Linked DNA regions of Mus musculus: region 1 is linked to region 2. Evidence: chromatin contacts called from ENCODE Hi-C or POLR2A ChIA-PET data. All regions are on one chromosome and are shown on one strand. The core of a region is the stretch at or near the end of the contact, and the rest is flanking DNA. Distances in the headings are between cores, read along the strand shown. Region 1 overlaps Disc1 (disrupted in schizophrenia 1). Region 2 holds the start of Sipa1l2 (signal-induced proliferation-associated 1 like 2).

Region 1 (3,605 bases), core at 268-2,767, 320 kb after region 2:
ACATTTTCTGGCCTTTTGGTGAAAAAAAAAAAGCACTCTTGCTACTTGTGCAAACCTGTATCTACTAATTTCGATGCTTTGAGTAAGACACCAAGGACCTACAGACACCTGACCCAGCCCCTTTCCACTGGTGGCAAAGGGACCTGCTACGTGCACAGAGAGACCGTGTCACCAGCCTCATGCTAAGTTCACACTGTGTCCCATGGGCAGCAGAGTCATCTTGCTCTGCACACATTGTCTGCTCCAACTTTTTGTACCCAGACCTTGGCAGAAAGGAGAAGGAAGCACAAGGCTGCCACCCTCGATCAGCTGAGCACAGTGGTGCCTCGGAGAGCAGCCTGCCCAGATCTGCACTCCCCCACTATAAATTACTGAAGGTCTCCACAGATGTCCGTCCTTCCTGCTCTTTGGTTTTAGAAGCAAAAGATCATTTCCAAGGAGACAGGGCAATCGCCCCTCAGCTCTGTTACCTTGGCCTCTTCGGGCTACACACTGGAAAGTGGAACCAGACAGGAGCCCTTTGGGGCTGTGGAGTTTATTCATGAGCCTGGATACATTTAGTCTCTGCATGCCATCAAGACTAGCAAGACGAATCAACTGGGCACCGTGCATTCCCAATGAGCAGAGAGAATAGGCTCCCAAGAGGCTTCTGGACAGGGATGCAAATACCACGTAAATAGAATCAGCCTGGTCCTTGCTCATCCATGACTCAGCAGAGGCTGGCAGAGCTGCCCGGGGCTTTGAGAGATGCCAGGATATGATCCTTTCCTCCTATAGTGAGCTATGGAAGTCAGAGGAAAAAAAAAAAGGAGGGGAAAAACAAGTCCTGCTTAACAATTCACCAAAGCCTAAAAGCTTTCCAATGGAGGCATTCCGGACGTGGAGGAACGGTTACACAGACTCAAGGGGGATTTTGGAATGGAGCTGCTAATTAGAATCCAGAACCTGTGAAATCATCCCTCAGGTTCAGACCACTGCTAATGGATCCCCAGCATGCCTAGAGTGAAGTCACAGCCCCGTCCTCTCCCCAGAGGCACCACGCTCCCCTCCCCACCGCCTGCTCTCCCAGTTAACCGAGCAAGCGGTCACCTCTGGCTGATGGTTTGAGTTGTTCACAATGCCTGTAACTCAGGAAGCCTGCCAGGAGGACAAAGAGGCAGCCTGTTTTCCTCCATCCCCAGATCTGCCAGCCCAGCCTTCCTCTACCACCCAGCAGGCTGCTGTGGCTCTGACACCGACAGACTGTGCAAGAACTCTTCAGAAGGTTTAGAAGCCCCCGCAGTATTGTCCCCAGCCCGCCCCTCTGTGTATGGCTCGCTGGTACACCACCTGCTTTGCTCCTGCAGGCGTGTGGCTTACGATAAGGGGGCTCTAACCCCAGGAAGAATGGGCAGCCACAGCATCCGGGACTCAAGTCCTCCAGAAAGGTGTCCCCCGTGGGTTTACGTCAGCACATTCCAGTGTGGACTTGGATTAAACAGCAATCGTCTGCTACGCATGCGCAGTGGGTCCTGGCAGCCGGCTTAACAGAATCAAGAGAGATGCCACCCTCACTGCGGCTGCTCTTCTATGCTATTAGTTGCGAGCTTTTTCTTTCAGCAGCGCTCAGCATTGTGCCTTTGATCACAAACGAAAACACACACCAGCCAGAGCTTGGCTGGGGGATTCCTGCAGCCTCTTTGGACGCCTTGATAAATTCTAATTTGAAACAACAGCTTTTATTTGTTGTGGAACCCCACGGAGCATTGTGAACACGGCTTCCTGTCTTGGGCCCATTGTAATACGGGAATCCAAGTGCTACTTCAGATTAAAGACACACTCTATGTATTATTCTCGTTCAGTGACACAGAACATGGGCTGGATTTCAGAGGAAAGCTGGGATAAATGTGTGTTTGTGGTGTAGATGTTATCTAAGGAGGGGCTGACTCAGTACCCAACCCAGCACTTTTCTACTCTTAGTGGCATGGTATGGAATGTCCTGGACAGGGTCAAATGCTTGAACAGTTGTTCGCAGTGGTAGTGCTGTTTGGCAGAATTGTGAAACCTTTAAGAGGCAGCTCCTGATTGGTGTAAGCGGGTCATCAAAGATGGGCCCTGTGATGGTTTGTATTTGCTTGGCCCAGGGAGTGGCACTTCTAGGAGGTGTGGCCTTGGAGTGGGTGTGGCACTGTGGGTGTGGCTTTAAGGCCCACTTCCTAGCTGCCTAGAAGTCAGTCAGTCTTCTCTTAAGAGGCCAGCGGATGAAGATGTAGAACTCTCAGCTCCTCCTGTACCATGCCTGCCTGGATGTTGCCATGTTCCTTCCTTGACGATACTGGACTGAACCTCTGAACCTATAAGCCAGCCCCAATTAAATGTTCTTGTAAACATTGCCTTGGCCATGGTATCTGTTCACAGCAGTAAAATCCTAACAAAGACAGGCCCCAAGGGTCCTAATCCTGGTCTAACACCCCCTACCTTTGGCCTGAGATCTCTACTTCTTGAGCCACTAAAGATGCTAGAAGCCACACCACAAATTCTCATCTCCCTGGGTCGCATCATCAGGTGTCATGCCCTCTCACCATGATCTGGATCATGAGCCACACCCCACTCAGCTGTCCCAAAACCTCCCCACCCCAGCAGACCTGGGACAAACCCCACTGTTATGGGAAATATTTAATGAACCTGCCAACTCTCCACACTCCTGCTTCTTTCAACCTGCCAACTCTCTGACCCCGTCGGGCCACATTCCCACTCTAGTACCAGCACTGGTGGACCACAACACTATGTCCCAGCTGGGTCCCACCGCTTTGTCCCACATTCCAATAACCATCCTCAAAATTTGATAACACGATACCCAGTAACCGGTAAAATCAAGACTCTTAAGCTTCTAGTTAACCAATTAGATTTATGTATCAATATTGCACAATTTACAAGATGGCAATAAATAATTTCAGAACTAATTGATAATGATAAAGCTTTAACCCAAATATTCTAACCTTTTGATAACACCAAGTCAGCCTCCATCCTCCTCCTCTCTCCTCCTGAGACCTCTCTGTCTCTGTAACTCTTTGATCTGCCTCCCTTTTCCCTGTCCAGTCACAGGCCTCCCCTGCACTTAATGTAATTGGACAGGGAAAATCCTGTGACAACCCTCCCCACCACAGTGTTTGGCTCTGTGTCATTACCTGGCAATAATCACTGTCCTATTTCATAGACGCCTGTCCCTTAGAAAGTTCAAGTCTGTGTGATCTACTAACACACTACCTCCTTCTCCTGCTTCCTGGACCAATTGCAGATTGCATTCTGCACTTGGAAGAGGCAGGGCACTGTGCAGAACAGGATTTAAAAACAAACAAACAAACCATGGAAATGGCAACAGAAGTCGTTCAAGGAACATCAAGGAACATCCTGCTAAGTTCATAAGCAGGGGGAAGATGTAAAGTTACCATGAGATACACTGACGCCACGATTGGCCGCTCATCAGAACTCTTCTGAATGAGACCAATCTCTGACTGTTCAAAGCTACTTAAATATATATGCATGGAGATGAAGCAAAATGGACCCAATGTTCTAAAAAGTCAGGCTATGAGAAGCAAAGACCAAAATGCCTACATTCCCCGCAA
Region 2 (4,097 bases), core at 1,324-3,823:
CCACCTCTTGTTGGCACTGTCTCTCTATCACCTCCTGTTTTAGGTGGTTTTTTTTTTTTTTTTCTTTTTTCTGGAGCTAAAGGTAGAACTCTGAGCTTTACACATGTCAGGCAAGTGCACTTCAGCCAAGCTACACCACTGGCATTCCTTCCTGTCCCATCTGCTCTCAAACTGCCCCTTGTCCTGAAGCCTCGTATGGTGACCAACGACATCAGGCCCTGGACTATGTATAAAACCAACACCTGTTTGTTGCAAATTACGACTATTCATTTGGTATAAAAAGAAAGGCTTTATCGGAAAGGCTGGAGTAAAAAGGGAAAGGAGGAAATAAAGGTGGCACCCTATATCTTCACTAAGTTAGCCACTGAACTTTAATGCTCTGTAAGTATCCTCGTAGGTCAAATCTTGGGGCTTGTTAAGGAAACCAAACTGGCTTTACTAAGCTAAAAGGTAAACAGATGCAAGCAGCAGGCAGATTGGCTGGTACCTCTTTGAACGATCTCTCTCTCTCAAGATTTATTTATTTAATGTATGAGTGTTCTATCTGCATGTACACCATCATGCCAGAGAGGGTATTAGATCCTATTACAGATGGTTGTGAGTCACCATGTGGTTGCTGGGAATTGAACTCAGGACCTTTGGAAGAGCAGCCAGTGCACTTAAGGCTGAGCCATCTCTCCAGCCCCTCTTTGAACTCTTAAGACTGATGTAGGGGGCTGGAGAGATAGTTCCGTGGTTAAGAGCACAGACTGCTCTTCCGAAAGTCCTGAGTTCAAGTCCCAGCAACCACATGGTGACTCACAACCATCTGTAACAGGATCTGGTGTCCTCTTTTGGTGTGTCTGAAGATAGCTACAGTGTACTTACATATAATAATAAATAAATCTTTAAAAAAAGACTGATGTAGGAATTACTTCATCAGAAGTTAAAAAAAAAAGTTTAGAATTGGAGAGCGAGAGTTCCTAGATTCTGTTTTCTTAAGAATTCCCAGGGTAATGAGGCCTTTGAAGGGCAGAGAGGGAGGCTCGCAGGACAGTAACAGGAGATGACGAACCTATGGTAGCTCACTCTAGCTTTCATTTGCTTGAGAGATTGCTTGAAGTCATGTATGTCCACAGCATGGCTGCAATGACCAGAGAAGCCAGAAGAGGGCCTCTGATCCTCTGAACCTGGAGTTACAGATGGTTGTAAGTTGCCACTGAGAGCCTGGTACAGAAGCCAGGTCCTTGGCAAAAGCAGAGAACGCCCTTAACTTCTGAGGAATCTGACTCACGCTGGCTTTTAGACAAGCTCCGTTGAATGCCTCATGGCTGGTATTTTTCTTGGAAACCCCAGCAATCTCCGTACCTTCGCCAAAAGAGGCATTTTATATTTGTTTCTGTAAGATACCTGAGCCCGCAGCCACGCCCTGCCTTCCTCTCTGGCGCTGTATTCCACAGTCTCTGCCCCGGTTTAATCTGCCCCCTCCCCCACCTCACCCCCAAGCACAGAGCAGGGTCTGGTAAAAAGTTTCCCAGAAAGCACTGCAGCACAGGACTTTTCTCAGACTTCATGTTTGTGGAATGCATACACAACTTCTGCAAACGGTAGGTATAGGGAGACCATCCAGAAAGACCTCAAAACCTGGAAATCTCAGGAGCATAATGTCATATACAGGTTGCTGGCATGTTTTACAAGGCCCATTCCTACGCATTACACCTGTATTTAAAATGATATATAAGAGATTGGACAATGTGCACGCAGAGAAATGCAGCTTGGGTGGGGACCCACTGTTTAAACTTCACCAGGATGTGTGCTCGTAGTAGGAAGCACTGCGACAGGGAAGGAGAGATAACATTATTAACATTATCTCTTCCAGGGAGGAGTTCAAAGTCCCAAACAAACCATTTCAGGACTCTGGGGACGTAAGGTGGAGCCAGCTCTGCCACCTGCTCCGGCCTTATTTACTCCTCCTGCCCGTGCATCTCAAAATAGAGCCCAACGCCGCTCTTCTGCAGCCGGCCGCAGGTGAGGCTCCCGGCGGTTGGGGGTAAAGGGGGTAGACAGGGCCGGAACACCGAGAGCAGGCGTGGGCCCGCTCGTGCATCGCTCCTGGCTCAGGTTCCCCGGCCCGCGCGACTACAGCTTGCACTTTTGCGTCAAGTCCGTCCCTCGGGCTTCGCCAGGCCGTGGTGACTCTCAAGGGTCCGGACATGGTGCGAGCATGTACGAATGAGAGTCCACACCCGGAGAGCACCGGTCGTTCCGAGGGCACCCGGGCTCGCGAGCACTCCGAAGCCGGCCGCCTGTCCCCGTAAGCCGAGGCCTCGCGCTCGCCGCGACCTGGAGAATCGCTCTCCGAGGACGCTCGCGCTCGCGCGCGCCCGACCGCGAGGGGCGAGTCTGGCCAGGAGGCGCGCCAATGGGCGTGGGCGGAGCGCTCGGGGCGGGGCCTGTCCGGTTGGCCAATGGGCGTGGGCGGAGCTTTAGGGGCGGGGACCGTCCGGCCACCGGCCAATGAGAGGGGGCGGCGCGCTCGGGGTGGGGTCTTTCGGGGCACCGGCCAATAGGCGGGGGCGGAGCGCGTGGGGGCGGTGCCGGGGCGGGCGGCGGCGGCGGGAGCCGGCTGCAGACGGAGCCGGGCGGCCGAGGACGCAGCGCGGCGCCTGGCGACAGCTCGAGCCGCGGGCGCAACGGCCGCGCGGGGAGCGCGCCCATGGGTAGCGCGGGACGGCGGCGGGCGGCGAGGCCCTGGCTTCTGCGCGCCGGCCCTGGCGGGGTCCAGAGGACCGCGGCTCCGAGGTGCGTGCCGGGGGGTGCGGGGTGCAGGGCGCAGGGACCGGACCTGCCCGGCTGCGCGCAACTTGCGGGCCGCTCCCCCGGGACTCCCGCTCCTTTGTACGCGCGGGCTCGCGTCTCCGCGGGTGAGGACCGCGGTCGGGAAGCGACCGGCAGCGCCGGCACATTCATTTGAGCCTGGTCGCAGAATCCCGAGAATCAATTTCGGCTCGTCTCCCGGAGAGCGAAAGCCGAGGACAACTTGGCGTCACCCCTTGGGGAGACGTTTGTCGTCATTAACCATCTTCGGCTACATTAATTCAGTCCGGGCCAACGTCAGCACGGGCGAACGGACAGCAAGTGCGTCCTCACGAATTGGGGCTGGGCGATACCTGATTTTGGTCAAAACAGGTCTTAGGCGCTTCGGGTTCTGCTTGGAGTTGCCTCGGTCTGCGCAAGGATGGCTTTGAGAAAGAAGGCCAAACAGCGAGGGGGAAAGGCAGAATGCAGAACACCCCAAAACCCAAGTCATCCGCAGAAAACGGGGCGTCTTGGTTATTCTCATTGGTTTTCCCCAGTAACTTCAAAATAGTCCCAGAAATGTTCCTTTTGTCTGCGGTTTCACTTCTAAACTTTAACACTAGATGGCTTTCTTATGACAGGCATTTTAGTCCGCTGCCCGCTTGAGTTTCCTGCGTCTGCAGTCTAGGCTGGGATTTATTTATTTATTTAACGTCTTACAAATTGGAATGAAAGGAAGAAACTATCCCAAACTGCTGCTTTATTTGAAACATAGTACTCCCCTGTAAGGCTTAAACTGGTTATTATATTTCTTTTTTCAAATATGGAAAGTGGGCTTTGATCTCTAGCGACCAGAGGTGACTACGAATGAGCGAGCTGCTTGTTACTGGGCTCTGCATCGCGGAGGTCTTGATGTCTTTGGAGAATGTGGAGTTCTTGGGTGGGTTTGGTGATAAGAGCTGCATAGATTTCGACATGCTGTTTATGGCTAGCTGGAGCGGTTTCCGGAACAGGCAGCAATGGGATCTATTGCAGGGGGTGGAGGGTGGTTGGGAGGGGGGAAGAATAGTCTATCTTCAGTTTTGGGCGCGTGTGAGGCTGTTCATGCCTAAGGGTTGACCGGCAGCATTTGAGGAAGATCTGTAGCTGAGTGCGTCTGCCTGAGTCATACTGAGGGTTGTGTCACGGACCTCTGCGTTTCCTTCTCCCCTGGTGAGATCTGGCTTGTCTCTTCCCAGCACGGCTTTTTAATGACTAGTACAGTCTAGTCATTAAACTAGTGCCTCTAGTTAACCGATCAGTGGCCACAGCAGATTCTT

What was found. Hi-C counts contacts between places; a loop is a spot of excess contacts on that map. ChIA-PET counts read pairs that join two places held with the same protein, here RNA polymerase II (POLR2A).
Region 1: a loop to region 2 is called in a map of left cerebral cortex, with 4 times the contacts of the local background. The contact joins the enhancer-like site here to the promoter of Sipa1l2 in region 2. A Hi-C loop is called at or near these places in 2 of 37 maps with a recorded cell type or tissue (Patski and left cerebral cortex). POLR2A ChIA-PET finds 5 or more read pairs at or near these places in 2 of 5 experiments (Patski and embryonic stem cell).

What each region holds. Positions count from the first base shown.
Region 1 is chr8:125,252,168-125,255,772 of GRCm38, reverse strand. The region is part of intron 12 of Disc1 (disrupted in schizophrenia 1); the gene reads right to left. Among named protein-coding and RNA genes, the nearest start is that of Gm30713, 130 kb to the left of the region's middle. Within about 2 kb of position 1,517, at least 1 of the 3 ENCODE cell types and tissues checked has a DNase peak (open chromatin) inside an H3K27ac peak, as active enhancers do.
Region 2 is chr8:125,568,339-125,572,435 of GRCm38, reverse strand. Sipa1l2 (signal-induced proliferation-associated 1 like 2) reads left to right here and starts at 2,573. Exons shown (of 22, transcript NM_001357372.1): 1 at 2,573-2,781.